Linked DNA regions of Mus musculus: regions 2 and 3 are each linked to region 1. A link is a loop called in an ENCODE intact Hi-C map of the cell type or tissue named here. Cell type or tissue: heart. All regions are shown on one strand.

The links. A loop is a pair of places that touch in the nucleus more often than their neighbours do. Peaks named below come from ENCODE experiments on the same cell type or tissue, not always from the same donor. Only the 100,000 strongest peaks of a DNase experiment are listed, where the experiment ranks them.
Region 2: it touches region 1 in a loop (2.9-fold over the local background); 2 of 42 quality-filtered maps call a loop at or near these places.
Region 3: it touches region 1 in a loop (2.1-fold over the local background); 2 of 42 quality-filtered maps call a loop at or near these places.

The regions. Positions count from the first base shown.
Region 1 is chr2:28,837,159-28,845,158 of GRCm38, reverse strand. Gtf3c4 (general transcription factor IIIC, polypeptide 4) reads left to right here and starts at 4,799. Exons shown (of 5, transcript NM_172977.3): 1 at 4,799-5,276. The coding sequence starts at 4,932. Ddx31 (DEAD/H box helicase 31) reads right to left here and starts at 4,753. Exons shown (of 20, transcript NM_001033294.3): 1 at 4,299-4,753; 2 at 65-321. The coding sequence starts at 4,307. In heart, no CTCF peak of the experiment used is centred here; DNase peaks (open chromatin) are centred at 4,498 and 4,798; H3K4me3 peaks cover 3,364 bases; H3K27ac peaks cover 2,524 bases.
Region 2 is chr2:28,695,357-28,703,356 of GRCm38, reverse strand. It overlaps Spaca9 (sperm acrosome associated 9), which reads left to right and starts at 3,706. Exons shown (of 5, transcript NM_027283.1): 1 at 3,706-3,775; 2 at 7,274-7,450. The coding sequence starts at 7,307. It overlaps Ak8 (adenylate kinase 8), which reads right to left and starts at 3,196. Exons shown (of 13, transcript NM_001033874.2): 1 at 3,083-3,196; 2 at 584-668. The coding sequence starts at 3,166. In heart, no CTCF peak of the experiment used is centred here; DNase peaks (open chromatin) are centred at 3,206 and 3,666; H3K4me3 peaks cover 1,996 bases; H3K27ac peaks cover 1,973 bases; H3K27me3 peaks cover 1,326 bases.
Region 3 is chr2:28,908,175-28,916,174 of GRCm38, reverse strand. It overlaps Barhl1 (BarH like homeobox 1), which reads left to right. Exons shown (of 3, transcript NM_019446.4): 1 at 1-961; 2 at 4,611-4,833; 3 at 6,253-8,000. The coding sequence starts at 496. The coding sequence ends at 6,547. Among named protein-coding and RNA genes, the nearest start is that of Barhl1, 4.2 kb to the left of the region's middle. In heart, no CTCF peak of the experiment used is centred here; no DNase peak of the experiment used is centred here; H3K4me3 peaks cover 1,680 bases; H3K27me3 peaks cover 8,000 bases.

The sequences.
Region 1 (8,000 bases):
GCAGTGGAGAACGAGGTGTCCGTGACTGCTCACACCAGAGGCACACCTGCACTGAAAAACACACCTGTGGAGTTCTGGGATCTCAGGGTTGTTTTTAAACAGCGATGAAGTCTTGATGCATGGCTTCTCCTCTTGCCTTCCATTGCCTATACTGTCCAAATACTTCTTTGGAGGAAACGTTTTGTGTGTACTCCCTTTAAATGTTCTCTGAGTTTCTTTATCACTGGCTTTCTTGGCCAAAACAGAGGATATTTCACTCCTCCGTTTTGCTGGTGGAGCATCACTGGACACTTGGTGCTTTCTCTTGGTAGCCTCTGCTTGCTGTGTTGTTCCCAAAAGGAAAGATCAAGAAGAGGTGCATTAGTCCATGAAGACAATCCTCAGAGTGAAGCCTGACTGCCCACAGAATGTATCTCTTCCTGCAGAGATCATTACGCCCCATATGCCAACCATCAGTTTAGGGTTTACAACCAGATTCTTTGGCTTCATCTGAAATGGGGGTGGGGGAAGACACACAATCTCAGTCCGTTCATCTAGCAGTCCTCCATCCATCTGAACTGTTAAGTTGCCCAAGATGAGAGTGGGAGCAGGAAGAGAGAAGTGTCCTGCCAGCTGACATTAATCAATTCAGTCCATTCTAAGGGAAGCAAGAATCTACTTTGTGATTAAGCACTCATACTTATTAAGTTAAACTACACCCCTAGGAGTCCGTTTTATGTGAGAACAGAGACACACAGGGAAATGAAATCTGTTCTTTATTTTTTAACCAACAAAGCATGTTAAGACAAGACCATTTGTTAAATGGGATGTCGAACCAGTGCGTGCCCAGGAAGTGGAAACTGTCATTACTGTTCTTCCCTAGGGCTTGGATCTGTCGTCTTTTTCCCTTGAGCTGCTCAGATTCAGATGGTCTGGAGTCAGTTCCTACTTGCCATCCCCACTCCAAATGAGAGCGTCGCTCCATCCATCACTGCTATCGTACTGTTTCCAACCCTCCTTGCCTTTAGAGTCCCTGCCTGATTGCTGATCACAGACACACCGTCAGGTGCTTCTCACCTGTTGCCTGTCCTCACAACACGAATGTGATGCATGCATTTGCATGGTGCCCAAACTTCTAGAACAGGGAGTCTCAACAGTTCTCCTTTCCTTTGGGGGGGCAAACAGCCCTTTCACAGGGGTTGCATACCATATATTTACATTGTGATTCATAACTGGAGCAATAGTAGTTATGAAGTAGCAATGAAAATAATTTAATGTTGGGGTCACCACAGCATGAGGGATTGTATTAAAGGGTTGCAGCATTAGGAAGGTTGAGAACCACTGCTCTAGAAGAAACATCTTTACTTCCAGCCTGAACAAGGCTATGAGTAGCCAATGCCTTCAGTTTTAGTATACATTCTCTTCCTCTTTACTTGAAACAATGACTTGTGTTTATACAATCACTTGTTACACAAAGACTGTCAGCTTCAGACCAATCTACCAATGAAAAGGAGAAGTTTCTTTTCCTGGCAATCATAAGAATTCCTCTAAAGAATTCAATGAATACAATTTGAAATATTGAATATTAGTAAAATAATCCTACTTCATCTTAAAATTTGTTTCTGCAAAGTTCCAAGTTTATGAATTTTCCAGATAAAGGAAAATAAAGCCAGCTTTCATGTCTGTTGGGTCTTTTGTCAGAGAGCACAAGATTTGCAAGCCTCACCTGACAGTTACAAAAGGCCTGAAGGTCACCCTACCACAAGTTTCTTGAGCAGAACTAGCAGTCTCAGTCCACAGAGCTCCTCCACTCAGGATGGAACCTATTCTGTTCCAAGCCACTCTCAGGTTTAGGAGGCTTTTCAACCAATCAAGATTAGACTTGCCTCCTTGAGTCTCCAGGTCCCATCATGATGAATGGTACTGCAGCAACAGCAAGCAGAGGGTCTCCCTTATTACACATCTTCCCTCTTCCCGTCCTTAGACTAAACACACCAGGTAGCACACAGACTGAGACACCTGCAAATTCTACTCACCCGTTACAGACAAGTCAGAGTCTCTCAAAAACAAGTACTCAGAAGCTAACACGACAGCTCACACATAGAAGCCCAGCACTCACAAGCCTAAGGCAGGAGGACTGCTGAGTTTTAGGTCAGCCTGGGCAACAAAGTGAGTTCCCAGCTACCAGGCTAGAGTAAGACACAAACAAAACAAGTGCTAAATTCAAGCAGGTTCTCCACGGCTGTTAGGCTAACACTGAAAAATCTCCAGGGAGATCTAGGAAGCCTCTAGAATACAACCTCTACCCATCTCCTCAGCTTCAAGTTCACCTTTACCCTTTGCCAGTCTTTCTTAAATTCCCAGAATGTACTGTGCTCTTCCATGAAGATAATGCTGAGATGCCTGATTAACGATAGCCTATTTGGCTAGAAAAGATCATATAGTCATGTTTCTTTGAAGGCTATACATCAAATGCTGAAAGTTATTTCTGGGAATGGCAACTGTAGGAGGGGTTATATCTTTTAATTTTTCTTAAATGAAACTCTATTACTTTAATAACCAGAAAACATCCTTAAGAAAATATTTTTCATAGTATTAAGACAGAGCAACCCAATTTAAGCTGTGAAGGGTCTTCCAAATAGTCTATTAGTTATCCACACCGAGCTCCCTCATTAAGCATATCTGCTCAGCACATCTTCCACTCCCACTTGGATACATAAACCAAAGCACAGATTATCAAGGCCTCGGTGGGTACCTGCAGTACCGTTATTAGTTTGGGTGTGAGCACATATGTCATGGTCAGCATGCAGAGGTCACCTGACAACTATGAGCTCTCTCCTTCCCCCTTTACATAAGTCTTAGGATTAAACTCTGAACATCAGACTCAGCCACAAGCACCTTCACCCACTGAGACATCTCACTGGCCTCTATTGCCTCCCCCTCCCCCTTTTTTTTTTTTTTTTTTTCCTTTTGAGAGAAGTCCTCACTATGTGGTTCTAGTTGTCCTGGAACTCATTATGGTCTCAAACTCAGAGATTCAATGGCTTCTACCTCCTCGGTGCTGGGATTAAAGGCATGTGCCACCACACCCAGCCTGCATTATCTCTTAATCACTTTTGAAACAACAGTTGAAGTAACGATAAAATCTGTTCACTCAATTAAATTTTGAATTTCTTTTTCTTCTTCTTTTTGTATAGTTGAGGATGGAACTCAAAAGCCTTGCATAACTGGGTAAGCAAGATGCATGTTCCTGCTACAGGGCTGGGCATATGCCACAAGCCTGATTCAATGCTGCTGACCTAAGGCAGCTGTCTACTTCCTCAAAGGAAACACAATTGATTTTATTTCTATTACTGGCACATAGCAACTGCCTCTAAGGACCAGACAATATGCAGTTATTGCAGGTATCCCATTGGAGTCTCATAACAATCTTCTATAAAACAAATTCGTGTTCCTATTTATGGATAGGAGAGACTAACTCCCCCCAAGTCACATAGACTACTGTATTCCAAAGCTGACATCTATACCAGCCCAGGTCTACCCTACAGTAAATCCTATGCCCTCTCCTCCACTATCCGGAGGGTTGTCTGTATTTCTCCTCCCACATAGTTTCAACTATACCAATGGCTTGCTGAAGAGTCCTTACTCATCACCTTCTAAGCTTAATAAGGTCCCTCCTTCCTTCTACCAAGGTGCAACTAGGCAGTGGGTGTGTTAGTCAAAGGAGTTTAAAAGCATTGGTTGACCTGAAACTGGCTGGGCAATTTGTATTTCATTATTATCTTTTGGGTGAGGGGGATGAAGCCTCCTATCACATCTTCCCACTTTCAAGAAGATAAACCAGCAACCCTAAAACCATCTTTTTGCTGTAAGAGTCACTTTTCTCCTCTCGAGGGAACGGATACGTGGATGAAAACGTCCCGTTTAAAAGCTCAAAGAACCGAGTCCAGTCTCCATTCCTAACAGAAGTGACCCTTCCTGCCAGCAGAAGACCTGGCTCCCGACAGTTAAGACCTCATGTCTCAGGCATTATTTTCCAGCTTGGATACACCCAGCCTCCAATCCTTATGCTGACTAGTCCCCCGTCCCGTCCCCCCCTCCCCCCAGCTAGTCTCAAGAACTTGACTAGTTACTACAGCCTGCAATTCTAACCTAAGTTCTCAGACAATCTCAGGAGCCCGCCGGTCTCTTGCTCCCAAGGCGGGGTTCCCCGCTCGTTCACGTGTTTCCGAGAGCAGCCCGGCAGCCCCTCTGGACATCTTAAAGAACTCGACCGGACCTGATCACTGTGGCACCTCCCGGGCTGGGGTTGCACTCACCCGCTTCATCTGGACCTGAGTGCGTCCGAAGCACGTCCTGGAAGGCCGGTCAGGCAAAGTGCTGCAGACAGTAGCCAAAGCCCAAGTGCGGAGCCGCGGAACCAGCAGGGAGCCCAGGTAGCACGTGGAGAGGGAGGATCTTCGCAACTATCGCCGGTCCGCCGCCGCCCCTTCCGGGTCCGGGAGCCGGGACGGCACGCACCGGCGGGAGACAAGAGGCCTCACACGCCTCCGAAACCGGAAGAGGCCGAGCGCCGCCCACCCAGCAGGGTCTCCTTTAGCCACCACGCTGGTCTTCTCAGCTTTTCAGTCACCCACGGAGGCTCACTCTCCCGTGGGCTCTTAGTCGGACCTAGCACCCAGTGTCTAGGAAAGGGACTCTCTGAAGCGCCCACCTTCTCCGCGTGTCTGCAGGCGCGCCTCGGGTCAGCCCTACCGGAGCGCACTTTCCAGACAGGCAGCTCCACGGCCATCTAGCAGGGTGGCGTTGCCTAGCAACGACGGGGTCCTTTCTGGCTCGGTGGCGCTCGGGGCCTGCGGGGAGTGAACGGGCGCGGAGGGCGCTGGGAGAGGCCGGGGCAAGGTGGCGAGCGTTCAGTGTGCCGGTAACCCGACCTCCTCGCTCCTAGTAAGATGAGCGAGGCGGACCAGGCCCTGGTGGGGCCCAAGGCCGACGAGCCCTCGCCGCCCGCAGAGGAGAAGGACGAAGGGGGCGGGAAGGAGGCGGCTGCCGACGCGGCCCCCGGGCCCAGCGCCTCGTTTCGCCTCATGGTGACTCGGCGGGAGCCTGCCGTGAAGCTGCAATACGCGGTGAGCGGGTTAGAGCCGCTCTCCTGGTCTGAGGACCACCGCGTGTCTGTGTCCACGGCTCGCAGCGTCGCCGTGCTGGAGCTTATCTGCGATGTGCACAACCCAGGCCAGGATCTGGTGATCCACCGCACCTCGGTACCCGCACCTCTCAACAGCTGCCTCCTCAAGGTAAGTCGCCTCCACCGCTTCTCCCGCGGACGCGCCACGGATCCCAAGGGAAGCTGGCCTGCACCCGGCTCTAGGATTCCATGTGCATCCAACTCTTAATGAAGGGGCTAGCCTCGCCGCAGCTTTTAAAAAGTCGTGCAAGCGTCTTCACTGTTCCTAGACACCCCCGCCCCCCCAGCCAGGATCCGCTATCCATTCCTTCATTACTGGTGGATGGAACAGTTAGAGCCGTTAGCCCCGGGATTTCTGGAACTCTTGTGACTCCACCCCGCAGCTGACCCAACCCCTGACCTGTCTACCGTTGCTCCTATTGTCTGGGGCCAACTCCCCAGGCCCTGGGCTGGCTTTGTGTTTTCATTCTGTAATGCAAGCGCCCTCCTCTCGCGCCACTTTTGCTTTGAGAAGAAAAACTGATCTATTTCGTTACCTGTTTGACGGTTTCATTGTGAACGGTCCTTGTGTCTCCTTGGGTAGACAGCTCTTAAATCTGGAAGTGTGATGAAAAATAAAACCTCGGAGAGCATCAGGTGCTTAGACTTCCAAGTCCAAGGTCTCTGTAACTCTATAAATTTACTGCCTTCAACTTCATATAACCCAAGTTTGCTCCTGAACTGTAGAGTTTCTAATTTTTGTTGTATTAATGTAACCATTTTCAAACATGGTTTACTTTAGTGAGCGATGTTCCTTTTCATAGTCTATAAATGTAAAAACTTACTTTTATTTTATTTATACCTTCTGTATGTATATGCAGTAGGTAATCTGTCAAAGTGGGTGTGTGTCAAGTGAGTAGGTGCCCAATGGAGTCTGGGATAAATCAGAGTAGAGACAGCCCCTGCCCTCAAGGAGGTTATTTATCCTTTGGCAGGTCATGAACAAATAATGTAGTCTTAATATCATGGTGTGCTATAAAGCTATACACACGTATAACAGTATGCTTATTTGAAAGTAAAGTTTTTCCATACTCTTCTAGACAGCCATTCCAAATCCAGGTGATTAATCACGGGTACCATTTGAGTAGCCTGAGCTCTTTTTAGCACACTTGATTCAAATTTCAAACACACTGTTGATTTGGATAATATGTTTATTTATTTTTTTTTTATTTTATTTGGTTTTTGTTTTTTCGAGAAAGGGTTTCCCTGGCTGTCCTGGAACTCACTCTGTAGACCAGGCTGGCCTTGAACTCAGAAATCCACCTGCCTCTGCCTCCCAACTCAGAAATCCACCTGCCTCTGCCTCCCAAGTGCTGGGATTAAAGGCGTGTGCCACCACTGCCAGGCCTTTTCTCTTTTAAATAGCATCTTGAGCTTGATAATCTTGCCTGGGATTACAGACTCACAGATTTAATTAATTATTCAGCTTGACTGACTGAGTCATGTAAGATCCTAAGATCTGAGTGAAATGATTCAAATATAAACTGGTAGTGCTGTTGAAGTGATAAACATAGGAGGGAGGCAGAAGAAAGGTGCTGAAAAGCTGCACCCTCTGCTGAACTTACTGTTTCAATGGATATTCCAGTGCCCCTCAGCTAGGGAAAGTCTGGGCCTAGATGGTAAAAACTGACTGTTTAACAGAGAGTTTGGTGAAAGGAGTAGGAGGGGAGGCACTTAAATCAGAGGAGGTCACTGAGTCTGTAGCAGTCCCAAGAAATGATAGTGTTTGGTTTATCAGGAAGCTCAGAAAGGCTACTCAAGGTGGCAAGCGAGGCATCCTGCTCATGCACATGGATCTTTCATCATGAGTGGAGCTATGTGTGACTGTTTCTTGAGCATTGATGAATCGCCTGGAGCTGAAGATTTCTTCTAGAGTCAGAGAAAATGACACCAGTTTAGGAACTAGGAAGGTTAGTCCAGGAAGTTTCTTGAGTGCTGTTTCAGTTCATGAGGATAGTGTGATCTGGTATAGTTCAGGAGTGTGAGACTGCTTGGGCTAGAGGTAAGCAGATGATTGCTGGGCTGAGGCTAACAGAGGGCGTTAAGAGCCTAGGCTTTGGCACAAGATAGACCTAGCTATAACACAAAATAGTAAAGCCTTGTTTAGGCTTTATGAAAAATTAAGTTATACATACACAAAGCATCACCTACCATATAGCATTATCACTTAATGTCTGACACTGCCTTCATGCTCAATGTCCTCACGCTTGTCATCTTTCCTTCATGCTCTCCAGGCATGAAAGAAAAGCCTGGGGATTTGAAGGTGATACTAAGATTCTGATAAATTGACATTTTGCTACATTTGACATTTGCCACACTGTTTAAATAGTAGTAGAAAACCTTTATGTAGCCCTCTAATTGATAAAAGAGTTTACATGAGAGGCCTCCATTGTTGCAGTGGTATACGAAATCACCAGTTCTTCTGTGCCCTATATACTGATCATCCCTAAAGATTTAAATACCTCAAACAGCTAAAGCATTAAACACTGAACCATTTTTAAAGCTGTTGCTCTATGATTCTGTTAAATCACAGCTCAAACATTATCAGTTATATGTAAGTTACTATCTTGGATACTTCTAGGAGAAATGGTGGGTAATAGTTAGAACTTAACTGTCCATAGAAATCTTTTCTAGGGGCACTTCAGGATAGTGTTCTGTAGTGGCTTTTAGGAAAAGTTGGCTTGAGCTCTAGGAACCTGCTACCTCCACCTCACTCTAAGATTACAGGCATGTACCGTACCCAGCTTCTTACACGACGAGTAAAATGAATTCCGCTCCTGTGTTTGTAGGGCAA
Region 2 (8,000 bases), 140 kb after region 1:
TTCAACCAACCAATCAAGACTCTGGTTCACCGGGGGCAGAATACTCCTCTCTCGGCTTGGCAAATCTAAACCCTGGGATGCAGGAAGGGGCCCTGTTTATTGGAGGGCTTCCTCTTCCCAGTTCTGCACTCGAGCCTGGGGTCTAGCCACCTGCCTTTGGTTGAGATTTGGGGAGCTCGGCAACTCATTAGCAGGTGCTGATAATGAGACCCTTGGAAAAGTCCAAGTATTCGCTGTCTAGGTAGACCAGAAACCAAACTTCACCTGACAAGTGGAGTGATCAGAGAGTTTAAACCCAACAGGCGACATCAGCGAGGGCAGGCGGAAGCATTAATAATTGATTACATGGGCCATTCTGGGGTTTGCATTTTAATAGCCTGGCAAGAGAATTTTTATTAGTTAGGCTCAAAAAGAAAAAGAAGGCATTCTCCAATTAACTACTGCAACTTGTCAAAGTACCTCTCCTCCCTGTTCTGTTCTGATCCCCATTCAGGCACAGGCAGGACAGAAGGCTCTGGGCCACAGTCAGGATGGTGTGGTGTAGAGGGGGCGGCAGCTACTCCACACTGGAGCGAGTGCTCACCATTATCATTGTTCCTGCGCAGGTGAGTGATCATGAAGCTGATGGGGTCCTCCGGCTGGTGGATCAGGAGCTGCTCCAACATGTTCTGTGGGCACAAACAGATATCAAGAGGTTAACACCTGCAGGGACCCTGGTTGCCATGGGGACCACCTGTTGGAACATCTGCTGGTGTCACTGGCAGCAGAAGCCTGAGGAAGCCCAAGCAGTCAGGTCCCCACCTCATCTCCCTTTGTGTTTCCCGCACAGTCTTCCCGAGGTCCTGCACAGCTGTCCTGTTGCAGCGCCTCAGTGAATGCTGGTCTTCTGCCTAGAACGCCTCTTGCTCCTTGACCTGGCTTCTTGATCATCAGCTCTCAGTGCACCAGATAAACCCCTGCTGCTCTCTGCTCCTGCACAGGCCTGCATGTGTACCTCTGTTCCCTGCCTCTCCTATTCCTGCTCGACACTCCATGGGTTTTGCGGTCCTCCCTGTCTACACAATTACAGTAGGTACCCAGTGCAGATGCTAGCCACGAAACGAAGCCCTCACTAGTGGCTGAGTCTCTCCAAAGTGGGACAGAATACTTATCAGCCAAGCAGTTAAATAGTCCTGGATGTTGGCCATTTAACCAACTGAGCAAACACGTCAGAGGAAGCAGTTTTCAGAGTGGCACACCAGGGAACTGGAGAGCTGACAGCAGCTGGGCTGCAGGAGAGGTAGGAAGGGCCAATGAGGACAATGAGGTGCAGAGTAGTCAAGAGCACCAATGGGGAGTCCTGTTTAGACTCTAGATCTCATCCGAAAGTCCCTCCTCTTCTTGGGGCCTCAGCCCTCCTTCCCCAGCCCCCTACCATTCGTTCAGTGGCACAGCTGGGCTGGCTCTGTGCTTAGAGATGTTGTGTTCACTTCTTGACTAAGAGGTTACACAGGTAACACATCTGCATGCTTCGGGCTGATAAGGCCATGAGTCCTTCTCAGGACAAGACAAAAAGAAGCCAAGTCTGAGGACAGTCTGTTATCACGGATGAACAGCAGTGGATCTGTGAATCCCATGAGAGCCACAGACATCTGATAAAACGTCACAGAGCTGTACACACCACCACAGAAACCCAAGAGCAGGTGAAAGGGGGTGAGATCCAGGAGAAGCCTGCAGTGGAGGCTCAAGCACTGCACCCACTTCTGCTTCACGGCTTTGAGAAGACCAAGGTTACACGGCCTAAGCTAGACAAGAGGTGAACGCCATTTTTATAACTTCCCAAGTCTAAGATTATTTGAAAATAAATGATAATAAGATAAAGTATTCTGGTTATCGCCCCACCAATCCAACAAGAAAGCAGGCCAGGATCATATATCACCCCTCTCGTGCCCCCAGATTTGCTGTTTTATTTGTGGCTGGCCACTCCTTGGTCTCCCCTCCATTAACACTTTCCAAAGGAGCTTGCTCAGTAGACTCAGGCTCCTTGGCCTGGGCTCATGTGCCAGCACGGTGTCCCCCTCCTTCTCTCTCTCTCTCTGTCTGTGTGTGTGTGTGTGTGTGTGTGTGTGCGCACGTGTGCGCGTGTGCATGCTAGGCTTGCAGTATAGGGTACTAGAAACTGAGCTCTAGTTTGCCTGCGGCCCCCAGAATCACTGACTGTTAGACAGCTCATCGGTCCAGCCCCTAAAAGTCACTTTCACCTCTGGAGAGCACAAGTCAAAAACTGGAGCACACATAGATGGGGATATGGTTTGGCTGAAGGCCACAGTTGCCTGGGAACCAGGACAAGCTGGGAGCTAGTATAAGGGATGAGGGACGAGGGCTTTCAAAAGGCCAATTCTGAGGATAGAGGCTATGTAGAAAATATGCTGCCCCAGAGGAGACCACCTGGATAGGGATGCCATCTAAAACTTATACGGTCCCCTACTTGTCCTAACAGGGTCAAAGACACCCTCATGAGACAAAACACATGTGTCTTTTGCCTGACGGCTGAGACAATCGGTTTGGTCCTGGGAACTGGAATTTCCCAGGAACCTCATGCCAGGAGAAGGAAAAGGCTGGCACCAGCCAGAGGGGCGGGTCTCCTGGGAAGTTTTCCTCCAACTTGTCAGACCACCTTGCAGGAGGGAGTGGAACGGAGACAGATATGGGTCAGTGAGGTGCGGGATCACACTAGACTTGTGTGGACCCCAAAACTAGCCCCGGGAAGCAGGTCACTGAACTTCTTGAACGTGTTCCTCCTTCCATTGTGGTCACAGGAAATAAGCCTTTCTCTGACTTTTTCTTTTTTTCTGTTGCTTATCTCTTTAACTGGTCTTGGAGTGAGGTGGGTGAGCCTAGCTTGTTAGGGCTTCCAAGGCCCAGCTTAGGTAAGACTCAGGGCTCAGGAACCGGCTGAGGTTTCCCATACAATGCCAGAAGAGGCCCTGGAGACTACTGCGCCATTTCACAGGTGGGGAAACTGAGGAAAGGGATTTCCCCCCAGACCATGCTGCCGGCCCGGCCCGGTAGCCGTATTCCCTATCCTCGGGCGCCTGATCACCTGCATCATCTCGAAAATGTAGTAGTCTTCCCCGTACTGAGGCATTTCCGGGGGAATGCGATGAGGGGCTGTGGTTGCATCCATGTTTCCGACAGCGCTCCGCTCCTTAGTAACGGCGTTGCTGGGACGCCAAGCTATGCGTCATCGGTGAGCGCCTCAGCTGGGGCGAGTCCTGGTCCCGGATTCCATCCACCGAGGTCCTGATCTGCAGTCGGCTCTCCCTCCCCAGGGCCACAAAGCAAACCCCAGAACGCCTGTGGAGCTACAGAGCAATGGGGGATCGGATGACAGAATAAATCCTGCTTCTGGTGTAGCCAACTGTGCGGATCTGGGCGCTGGAAGCTGACCCTGCTCCCTGGATCTCAGTTTCCCCATCTTTAAATGAAAGACGCTGGGGCAGACGTGGGACCGGTTTCTACAGGAGGAAAAGTCATATGCGCCCAGATCATATGGGGGTGGGGGTGGGGGGAAACTGGGCGGGTCTCCTGGTTTGGGCGGCCGGCCGAGTCATGTGACCGGGTTGCCATAGCACCTGTGGTCACAATCGGCCAAGCCTGCCTGGCCTCTATGGCCTCGACCCCGCCCACGCCCATTTCCTGAGGGGCCTTCCCGCCCTCGGGGCCGCACACCCACGGAGGCACTGCAAGCTTCTGGGCACTCTGTGAGGCGAAGGCCAGTCCAAGTCAAACCAGGGTAAAGGGGGATGGAGCGCCGGCGACGAGCTGGGTCGAAAACACTATGGGAGTGGGGGAGAAAGAGGTGGAGGTGTCCTGGCCTAGGGGGAGGAAAGCTGCGTGTAGCTGTGGAAGAGGCAAGGGTGGCATCGTGGAGGAAGGACTCTGTGTAGTAACCCAGAGGGAGGTACACACAGCCTACGATGATAGCCACAAGTCCAACTCTAGATGTTGTAAATTTGACAGATTTACAGTGAGCCTAAGTTTCTACCCTGAGCAGTGGGGAACACTCAGGCATTCCTCCCACAACTACCCTGAAGTCCCCGACAGTGACTGGCCTATAGGGAGTGGACAGTGTGGGTACATAGTGATATCTCACTTAATCTTTAGACTAATCTTAATCTCACCTCACTTTGGACAACAATCGTTCCTGTCTCACAAGTTTTATCTTTATGTATTAATGTGTATAAGGGTGGGACAGAGGAAGAGCAGAGGCTGGGAAAGGGACTTTGGAACCCTGGAGCCAGAGTTGCAAGCAGTGAGCCAATAGATCTAGGTGCTGAGAACTAAACCCAGGCCCTCTGGAAGAGCAGCAAGTGCTGGGGACCGAGTCACTCCTGCTCCTGTAGCTCACCTGTTTGCATGGGTCAAGCTGGAGGAGCTCTCAGGGGCTCCGGGGGCCACAGCACCAGGCAGTGTCAAGTCAGATGAAAACCTTCTGCTCCGAAGACAGACAAGACACTGCAGAATAAGACAGGCCAGAGGAGTTAGCTGGTGGCTTTGGGCAAGTCATTTCCTCTTTCTGGATTTCTTCCCTCGACAGCTGCTGGGCACAGAGAGGAAGTTTCAATAGCTTGAAGAGTTTCTATCCAATCCCCCACCTTTTACAGAAACAGAGGCTAAGGCCTAGCAAAGGGGAAAAGTCTTGCCCAGGGGCTGAGAATGAAATCAGAGGGAGCCTCAAGGCTGAGAGCTAGCGTTCTGACCTGGGATAATGACACCTGCCCATGTAAAGCCACAGCGCAGCCCTCTGTCCCCGAGACCTGCTTCCTCAAAGGCCTCAGGCCTCGGTAGACTTGTCAGCTGGGGAAGCAAAGATGAGGCCTCCCCAACAAAGAAAGCAGCAGCCACACTGCAGCTTGCACTGGGGGGGGGGGGGTTCAGTGTGCTTCCTGGACATTTTTGAAGTGGCTTTCGTCTCCGCTCATTTATTTTAAGCCCTAGGCGCTTTTCATACTGCGATCTAATCTTCTTTAGCAGCCTGGAAAAATACAAATCAATTAAAGCCTCAAACCTATGGGGTAATCACCTTTCCCTCCCTTCTCCCCCAGAGAGAGCAGCGCCTGCATCCAGGCCTTTCATCCACTCTAATTTGGCTGCAGAGGCCTGTGGTCAGGGGCCAATCACTTTGGATAGCTAGTTACATCCCCTTCTGTGACATCCCTGACGTGTTCATGTCACAAGTTGCTAGGATCAAGAACTAAGTCAGGTTTGCTCTAGGGAGCTCGTGGGGCACAGCAAGCCAGTTAGCATGGCTTCCTTGGAGAACCTGGAAGCCCTGAGGATGGGCAGAGAGCTGAGCACAGGGGAGGGAGCCCCATGAGTGCTAATTCTCATTGCTCTGGGATAGGAGTGGAAGTGAGGCCCCCCAAGTCCAGCTAGAGGGGGACCCTAGAAGTGGATAACTTTCCAGATCCTTGCTAGCACCGCCCACCTGTTCCTTAGCAGCCACAGCCAACCTGATCCCTGTCATCTTGTCTCTAAGGAATATAAAAGAGGGAGGGTCCAATCAAAGAGCTACCCTGAATCAAGCAGGGATATGACAGATCCCGGCTTGCCCACTTCCCATGTGGGTTTAGCTTCTCCCTCAGATCTTTAAAGGGTCTCCTCTAGTCATCTCCAAGTTCTGTGATGTGCAGGCCAGCATCCACAGAGGCCATGTTCTGGTCTGTTCTCAGTTTTTTGATTTTTTGTTTTGTTTTTTGTTTTTTAATGGTTTTAGAGATTTATTGTAGAAAGGAAGGGAGAAACAGAGAGAAGGTACAAAGAGAGAAGCCAGCCATGGCCACATGGAGAGAGGGGAAAGGGAGAGAGAGAAGGAGGGCTAGAGAAGAGAGTAAGAAAGGTGAGAGCTGCCGGGCGTGGTGGCACACGCCTTTAATCCCAGCACTTGGGAGGCAGAGGCAGGCTGATTTCTGAGTTCGAGGCCAGCCTGGTCTACAAAGTGAGTTCCAGGACAGCCAGGGCTACACAGAGAAACCCTGTCTTGAAAAACAAAACAAAAATAACAAAAAAAAAAAAAAAAGAAAGGTGAGAGCTAAAGAATCTGTTCTCAGGTCTTATGTTCTCTGGCTGCCATTTATTTTGTCACAGGTGTTGTCCTAGTTTCAATGTCCTCACTAGGAAGCCACCAATGTCCCTTCCTTTATGTGCCTCCCTTACGCTTCTCCTTGCATGGCTGGCCTCTTCCACTTCCAGCATCCTGGAATAGCCTTGGGTCATGTGACACGGGCTGGCATGCTGGAGCCTGGGCTCTGGGTGTACCCATGGAAGGGTGGTGGGATGTGGGATAGTGAGGATGCTGTTTAGACATCAGGAAGCCTGGGATCGATGGCACACACTCACTGGGACTCCCTTATCTCTAGGTCTCCAAATACCTCCTGGAAGTTACAGGTTAGGGACTGCTGAGGTCCCTTCCAGCTCTGACATTCCTTAAAGACTATAAGCATTTTGTCGGAGGTCAGTAAACCATGACAGCATGGAGTAGGGCACCCCTGCCATGTCTGCTCAGGGGGGATCCTCAGTGCTTGAGGATCCAGCATCACATCAGTGATGGCCCTCGGGTTGCATACAGTTGGCCTTCCTAATCAGGCAATGCAGGTAATTAATATAAGACAGGGGACGAGTCTACACCCGCACCTACCTACCCTGGAAAGCTGCAAACCTGAGGCTGGGGCTCCTGCTCCAAGCCCCCCCACACACACACACAGAGAGAGAGAGAGAGAGAGAGAGAGACGCAGAGAGTCACACAGAACAACAAAGCACTAACTCTTTCTTTACCCTGGTTTTCTCCCAGACTTTCATCAACTTCACTGTAATAGACTCTTTTTTAAAAACTGATGTGTTGCTGGTTTGGGGGTTCTGTGGCATGTCCTTGAATCACTGGCTCTGCCACAGAGAGGTCCCGGATGCTGTGTGCACGCACACTCACAAGATAGTGTGTGTGTGTATGTGGGTATACTCTGTGATCTGGAGACACTGAGGACCACAGAAACTGTCTCTGGGTGAAGGAAGCCACAGGTCATGGCAGACTGTGTCCTGGGAAGGCAAATAGACAAGGGTCAGACTTGGTGCAGTGGTGAACAACTCGAAGGACTTAGAACAAGCTTGTGGCTGCCTGACCCTGCTTCCTTTTCCACAAAGTAGGGACACATTGCTATGGGAGGATGCTTCCATCCAAAGCTGCATGGAGATTCTGGCCCCTGGGGCTTCAAGGCTCTCCTCTTCCTCCCAATAGACCCTTTCTGTCCTGTGAGACCTAAGAGCAACAATGAATGAGGTGAAAGAGTCCCTCCGCAGCATCGAGCAGAAGTATAAGCTCTTCCAGCAGCAACAGTTCACCTTCATTGCGGCTCTGGAGCACTGCCGGGAGAATGCCCACGACAAAATCCGGCCCATCTCCAGTATCGAGCAGGTGATGCCTGGCGTGCTGGTGTGTGTGCGTGTGTGTGTGTGTGTGTGTGTGTGTGTGTGTGTGTGTGTGTGTGTGTGTGTGCGCGTGTTCTCCCCTGCCCTGCCCCTCACCCCAAACATGAACAGTGGAGCCCCAGAGAGGACAGGCATATGTGAGTTGGAATGCAGACTCGGATTCTAACTGATGGAGAGGGTCCCTCGGTTATTCCTCTCTACCAGGCACATAACAGCGACTAAAGTACAGCTTGAGACTGAGACAGCTTGGGCCTAAGTCAACCTGCCACCCAGTGACCATATTTCACTACGCCTCAGTTTCCCCACCTGTAAGGCGTATCTAATGAAAGAATCCATGGCCTATACTAAGCACTCAAATGTCCGGTGTCACCTAGGCTAAGCACTGTGGATTTGTTGATGAGCTGGTAGGGAATGGTCCCTCTCAACGGATTCTGCCACAAACTGGCAACTGGCCCAGCTCACTGGTGGAGGGAGGCTCATCGTTTTATTAAACCCATTTCTTTAAGGATGAGCTATTGTCCAAATTCACTCCGTAG
Region 3 (8,000 bases), 71 kb before region 1:
TCTGTTCTGCCTGCCCGTAACGCGGCCCCGGCCGGTTGCTATCGGCCGTGCTGACCCCTGCCCTGGGCTACCGTTTGCCTGGAGGAAGCGTGCGGTTTGGATTTTGTTTTTTCAAAAGACGATCTTTATTCAGATTCCATCAACCTCGTGTTTCTTCTGTGCCTAAGGGATCCTCGGGCCGTTCTTCTACCCTTTGGCTCTCCCCAACTTGGCGCGCCCTCCTCCCATTCCTCCTGACACTCCCACCACCACCCCCCCTCGGCTCGGCGGCTCGGCGCGGTGCTGCAGAAGACGCGTTGAGCCCTTTTGGATGTAATGCGCAGAGGAGGTTGGCCCAGAGCTCCCGGGCTCCCCCAAGGCTGAACTCCGTCCAAGGTGCCCACAGGCTCCCTGCCCGCCTTCCCCATGCCAGCCCGCAGCTAGGGGCAGGGGCAGCGGCGGCTGGGGTTGGGGGTGGGTGGGGAGCTTTTGGGGAGGACAGGTTGCAGCTTGGCTATGGAAGGCTCTAATGGCTTTGGGATTGACTCCATTCTCTCCCACCGAGCGGGCAGCCCCGCCCTTCCCAAGGGGGACCCCTTGCTTGGGGACTGCCGTTCACCCCTGGAGCTGAGTCCACGCTCAGAGAGCAGTAGCGACTGCTCTTCACCAGCCTCGCCCGGAAGAGACTGTCTGGAGACCAGTACCTCGCGGCCTGGTGCAGCATCTGGCCCAGGTTTGGACTCTCACCTGCAACCGGGGCAGCTTTCAGCCCCAGCCCAGTCGCGAACTGTCACCTCCTCCTTTCTGATCAGGGACATCCTTGCTGACTGCAAACCTCTCGCGGCCTGTGCACCCTACTCTAGCAGTGGGCAGCCTGCAGCCCCTGAGCCTGGGGGCCGCCTTGCGGCCAAGGCCGGGGAGGACTTTCGAGACAAGCTGGACAAAAGTGTCAGCAGCGCTTCATCAGACTCTGAGTACAAAGGTAAGAAACTAAGGGGAAAAGCGGGGTGGGTGGGTTCTAAAAAGTGACATGTAAAACTTGAGAGCACACACTTGGAGACAGGAACATAGTCATCTCCAGGATCTCTCAGGCCGGGGCCGAGAGTTGGTTTTCCTCTAGACCTCTCTACCAGCTCCAAAGGTTGAGGTCCTGGAGCAACAAAGAGTTCAGCGTGTGTGGCTCGGAGAAGCTGGGGAGGATACTGTGTGTGGAGGAGAGCAAGCCTCCCCAGGTGTACAAAGCAAACTCTGGCAAGAGCCTCACCTTCTGAGGATCCCTGGGAGGAGAGCTTGCAACAGTGCATAGCTTGGAGGCTGCTGCACTGTTGGAGTGAGAGCCTGGTAGGAAATTCCCATCAGAGCCCTTAGTACAGTACAAATTGTCTAGCTTTTAATCTGAATTTTCCCAAAAGAGGAAAAGGTGGGCCTCCCCACCCATTGAGTGTGGTGTAGTCTAGGCCTGCGAACCATGCAGAAAGAGAGAGGCCAGGTGGCTGGCTGGATTAGGGTCTGAGGCTGAGGCGGAGGGGGAAGAATGCCATACCTACACAGCAGCTCTCTCTGACTTGGGTCTTCAGTGGGTTGAACAGTGGTCACCAGGCTGTGGCCAGGACCCAGAGATTTCTGAGTGGTTATCAAGTTAGTCCTACTTTCTCTTTGGGAATCTCTGTGATGGCTCCCTCTTCATTCTGTCTTAACGAAGGGAGCTGAAGTGGTATTAAATGGACGGAGGAAAGGAAGAGAAGGAAGGAAAGAAGAGGGGAGGGAGGAGAGAAGAGGGGAGGGAGGAGAGAAGAGGGGAGGGAGGAGAGAAGAAAGAGGTTGCTTAGTTTTGTATCTTCTCTTTATGGCTCTGCCTTGACTTTAGCTGCTTATTGGGTCCAGGAGCTCAAAGTTCTTTCCCAGGAGAAGTGAAGTGGCAGAGGCCACAGAGTGTCAAAGGTATCAGGGGATGGAGCTCTCTTGCCAAGCAGCAGAAAATCAAGTCCTGGTAGAGACTGCTCCTGGACTTGTAACTATTACAACTATAGATCCCCCAAGCCTCTTCCTCAGGTGAATGCTATGCCATGAAGACAGCGTCATTGCTGCATGCACCTCCTGGTCTCTATTTGTGCTAAATTTCACAAAATTTAGTTAGAGTCTCTTGAGTCTTCTTTTCAACCAAGAATTCCTCTGAGGGTAGACCCAGGCTCCAAACCGAAGCCCATCAGGTCCTGGTCTCCTTTCTCTCTTCTTCCCTTAGTAGAAATGGCTAGGCGGCCTTCAACCAGGCTGTGGAACCACAATATCTAGAATGCTCCCAGTTCCAAACTCAGCACGCAGAAGAAGGTGTTTTTGGAAACTTGGCCCTTTTGCCTCCCCCTTCCCAGGGGCCTGTTTAGAGAGGCAAAGAGAACTCACCTTGGAGAGAGGTGTGTGTGTGTGTGTGTGTGTGTGTGTGTGTGTGTGTGTGTGTGTGATTACTTACAATTTGTAACCATCTCTACCTAGTTTCATGATTAGGGCAAAGAGCCATTGGGTCCAGCACTGCTGTACAAACAAGTTACTTCCTTTTATGGTTTTGCCCCTAAGCAGGATTTTGAGGAGAGATTCCATTTCGTTTAAGATAATTGGAATATCAATTTTCTTCTCCTGTCCCTGATGATATCTGAGGAGGGAGATGATGAGAGAGCGGAGAGCCGGCTAAGTATCACTTAAACGGGTTTGGAGCAGAGATGCTGTAGAAAGTTCCAGCCACCCCTAGGCACTGGCTGTTGCTTTTGCCCTTAACAAAAGTCTCTGAAGTGAATGGTTGTGTGTGTGTGTGTGTGTGTGTGTGTGTGTGTGTGTGTGTGTGTGAGAGAGAGAGAGAGAGAGAGAGAGAGAGAGAGAGCATGCCTAGCACACATCTCAAACAGGGGTGACTTTTGCAAAGTCTGACTTAGGAAGCTAAACTGAGAGACAGACACAGGAGCCAGCCCAGAGGGGCATTTAAGTCCTTCACCACAGCCACAAACCACTGAGTCATTTTGTTCTTGCAGGCAGGGGTGGGGAGCAGGCCAGTCTCATCACAAGTTTCTGGTGTGAAAGATTTCTTAAACAGTAATTACTGAAGTTGAACAGGGCTTTGGAGGTAGCGCGGGTGGCAACAGTACTGGAGCTCTGGGCTCTTAGAGAAACCAAACCAGGCTTCACCCCACCAAAGATCTCTGGTCCCCAGGCTCTAGTACGATGGAGATGGAGTGCGGCTCTGAGGCCGAACTCTAAAAAATTGGACACAAGATAGACAGCCAGAACTGCAGGAGTCCCGAAGGCGCCAGCAGAGCTCGGAAAGGAAGAAAGTCTAAAAAACAAACAACCGACCACTCCAGCGGGATGGCCGATTGTTATCAATAGTCCAAATAATTAGGGGGTAAAGTAAGATTTCTGCAATATCAAGTTTGAGGTCTGAATAAGGATAAGTTTTAGGCTTTCAAGGGAGAAAAGTCATTTTTGTCCCTGCGGGCTCCAAAGCCTCCCAGTGGAGGCGAAAGCTGAAGGCCGAAGGCCGTCTGGGGCAGTTACTCCGGGACTCCGGCGCTCCGGTGCTAGGGCTTCAGGCTCCCTCCCTGTCGCGAAGCACAGCCATTCCGGCTGAAAAGCCTCCCTCCCCAGTGGCTCAATTAACCGGATTATTGTTTCCTACAGAGAAAAATCACCTCACATTCAGCTGAACCCTGTCATGGCAAATGCCCCGCACAATGAATGAAACTCACCGTAAAAGAAGATAAAGAAAGCAGGGGTAGGGTGGGCGGGAGCCCCAGTCTAGAGGGTTATTTTGGGAGAAGTGGACTATTCTGTTCCAATCTTTCCTTGGGAGATGGAGATGGGAATGCCCAACTTGTTCAATTAAACGTGTGTTTTCTGTTAAGTCAACCCCAACGAAAATAGAGGAAAACGAACTAATCTAGCTTTGTCCTGTCTACGGTGGACCTCAGGAGCCGGGAACAGATGGCCATTTGCCCAACCGAGGGCTGTAGCGAGGGTGGGTTGGGAGCCACAGTGGGCACAGCGAAGCCGGGACCTCTGCGATGCACGCAGCCCTTCGTGCCCAGGGACAACATAGGTATTTCTCGCAGCTCCGAGCGCTCTCAGATGCCGACCATGCCGGCTTTCCATCCGCTTAGTTCGAAACTGGTCTAGGAAGCCATCTCTGTAGATTCCTGGCTAACGCAAGGTCGGTGAGGCGTGGGCACAATTATGTTCCCTTCGAGACGATGGGATGCTGAGGAACAAATAGGGTTTTGTTTCTCTACGCGAGCTTTGCGCCCAAACGAGGGAGACTATCCTCCAGAAATCCATTCTCGGCCAGTGACACATTAGGCCGGTCTGCCCCTGGCAGTCTTTATCTCCCCCTCCCCCGGTGTGGGGGAGTGAGGCGGGAGAAAAAGGGTTGAGTTTCTTCAGGGAGCTGCCAGCGGCTTTGGCCCCGTTCACTTCCTACACCGTTTCCTCCTCGCTCATAGTTCACACCCTTCTGCAGGCTGGGAATCCTGGCTCCGATGGCCAGGCCGTAGCATCCCCAAGGGCTTGGGTGCTATGGGACCCCAGAGGTCTCTGCTCTGACGACTGGGACCCGAGGAAGCCCTGACATGCTTTCTGTGTCTCCGCAGTGAAGGAGGAGGGCGACCGCGAGATCTCCAGCTCTCGGGACAGTCCCCCGGTGCGCCTGAAAAAGCCACGCAAAGCACGCACCGCCTTCACCGACCATCAGCTGGCGCAGCTGGAGCGTAGCTTCGAGCGGCAGAAATACCTGAGCGTGCAAGACCGCATGGAGCTAGCCGCCTCGCTCAACCTCACCGACACGCAGGTCAAGACCTGGTACCAGAACCGCAGGTGAGGTTTCGCTGTGGGGCGGGATCGGTTGGGCGCTTCTGGAGCCTTGGGTCGCCCCCAACCTGCAAAAGTTGGGAAACTGAGGCTCTGAGAAAAGACTCACTGTGCCCTAAGTCCCACAGTGAGGGGCAGAAAGGACATCAGCCTGGAATCCAGGACAGGTGGACCTACACAGAGAGTTTCAAGCCCTGCTCCATCTCAGCCCAAGTCCCCAAGGACAGCCCCAGGCTTGGCATTGAGGCTTCTGGGCTCTTGGAATGGAAGGCCCAAGCCCTTCGGGGAGAGTGACAGCCCCAGTCTCCAGAAAGCAGAGAGGTCCCTGAGGTGGTTGTAGTAGGAGCCAGTGGTGACTGCTTATATCTCAGAGCATTTCTTCCCTGGACCTCCTAGCACGGACAGCCAAGAAGGGGCTCTCTGCCTCACGCCAGATCCTCTGGGACAGAGAGGAATGGGAAACTGGTATTAAGACACTGGTCTTGAACCTGCTTCTTAATCTCCTTCTTGGACATTCATAGGACTTAAATAGATATGTACACCATACGTACACAGACAGCATAGTGACCCACACTTCCCACATACATAGCAGAGGCAGGAATGATGCCTTCCATAAACAAGCCTCAGAACACACAGCCGCATTAATAATAAATACCGATTACTGCTTCAGGCATCAATAATTAAGGCTCGTTGCAGTAATTACACAATTATGATGATGATGAATTATTCAGGGGGGTGGGGACAGGGCTAGTGTGACTGAGCCCACCTCAGCCTCACTGGAACCCAGGCAGGCATCCCCAACCTCACTACAGGTGGGTATAGAACCTTTAGGTTTGACTTCCTCAAACCTTGCCCTAGGCCTCTCAACTTCTGGGCCAAGTGGGGCTCCGGGCTATCCCACCACACGCTGGGAGAGTGTGGGTAGGCTGGGAGAGAAAGAGTGTACATTCCTTTAGAGAAATCTTCGCTTGCAGACCCAGCCTACTTGCTTCAAGTCCGAGCCTCTGGGGCTACATGGGACTGGGTAAGGGGTAAGGGTGGGGCGGGACACAGGCTACCAGTAGGTAGCTCCACCACTTTCATTAGGGGGTCTTCCCAGGGCAAGCATACCCAGGAGCCCTACCACAGGAGTTTGTAAGTGCGCTTGGGAGTCAGACAATCTGGCTTGGAGCAGGGGCTCTGCTTGCTACTTTGCAGATCGTCTTGAAAACTAGAAATACCTCAGGCTTTTAATCTGTAAAATGGGGACAAAAGTCATGGAAAGTCAGTGGAAGAGTATGTTGCATTGTGTATTTGACATGGATACTCCATTATTTATTAACAAGTTAGCATGCTCCCCGTTGGCCATCTCGCGGCTCTCGGTGCCAATCACTAGGAAGGGGTAAAGGTTGTGATCCCTTCGTCTGTCTTGATTTCGGTTCCTAGGACTAAATGGAAGCGACAGACGGCCGTGGGGCTGGAGCTGCTAGCGGAGGCAGGCAATTACTCGGCGCTCCAGAGAATGTTCCCGTCGCCTTATTTCTACCCGCAGAGTCTGGTTTCCAATCTGGACCCCGGTGCCGCACTCTATCTGTACCGCGGACCCAGCGCGCCACCTCCTGCCCTTCAGAGACCTCTGGTGCCCCGCATCCTCATCCACGGACTCCAGGGCGCCAGCGAGCCGCCCCCGCCGCTGCCCCCGCTGCCCGGCGTCCTCCCGCGCGCCGCGCAGCCCCGGTGAAGCTCCCGCTTGCCCCAAACCATGCTCTGGGACCCCCAGCTCAGGCTGGGCGTGGGTCCCTCCCTTCGCCCCGGGGCAGGGCTGCTGGGCTCCCCTCCGCAGCCCAGTGTCCCCGTGTGGGAGAAATTCACTGAGGCTACCCCTCCCCTACGTCCTCTCTCTTGGCTGCTCCATCCAGGAGCTACTTACACTCGCCGGATGTACATATGCGTCCTTGCCCACCTCTCACCAAGCCCCGGATCCTTGCGGACTTCCCCAGGTGCCCCCTGTCCCCTCAGCAGCAGGTAGGGGACGCCGGTGTCCCAGGCCTGGGGCCCACCCTTCTTGCACCTCTGCGGGACAGAGTGGGAGCGCTATACGGAGCTTCCCTCCCATTTCCTTTATTCTTCCTAAGCCCCGGGCTAGCAGCGGAGCTGTACATACAGTGTGCAAAGTGTATATGAAGTTATTTATTCGTGACCCATGAGCCCGTGACCGTGTCAGTGAATCAGTGAGTCTGTGGCCTGTGCCCTCCCCATCCCGGGTGGGCAGGAAGGGGCCAAGAGGGCTTGCCCACACATCCTGGCCCCCAGTCCCGCTCCCTCCACCCAGGTCCCAGGGCAGCCAGACCTCTTGGGTTATCTTTTTTTAAATGTGAAAATAAACTTCTTACAAATGACTAGGCGCCTGTCCGCGCTACCTTCCGTTGGCTCCCGCTCAGGCCCTCCCCACTCCTTCCTCCATAAATAACTTTGGCACCTCTGGAACTACAGATCCTTTCACTGGCAAGAAGAGGGAGAATTCGTCTCCCTCTTGTCCCGTTCCCCAGTTCCTGGGTGTTGTAGTCATGCTTAGGAGACTTGGGCTGGACTCCCAGGGGTCTCCCCGTTTCCACCCCGAGGCTCTTGGCCTTCTCATCTGATTTGTCCCGTTTCCACACGGTCTTAGGAGGTCACGGGCGAGGCCAACGCTCGGCCTCCCTCTGCTGCGCGACAGGCCGCGAAGCACTCACTGAGCCGACTCATCTGGCTCAGGCCAGGGCGCCGGCAGCTGGTGCCCGGCCCTGCGGGCGCGGGGCAGACAGATGGACTCCGAGGCTGCTCCCCGTTGCCCCACCCTCCTCCGCCCGGCGCCCCCCGCTCTGGCTACCCGCAGCTCCTAGTCTCTAATGCCTGGTAGGATCCCATGGGCCTTTGCGACGCCACGTTAGGCAACCCTTTGCTCTCTCTCCATCCTCCCCTTGTTCCAGTCCTGGGAGAAATAGGAGCAGGGGAGGGGGCAGATCAACCACCCGCCTCTGGCTCTGAGATTTCAGGGGAGTCAGACTCCAGATCACGTTCAAAGGGCCAAGGTCATCTCCTGACACTGGTCCGTCTCCCGGGACCTGGGCGCAGGTGCTCCCCTCCCCCACACCACCTGCAGCACACTGACCTGCAGATGGAAGAAATGCTTGGGAGTTTGGATACTTGCAAGC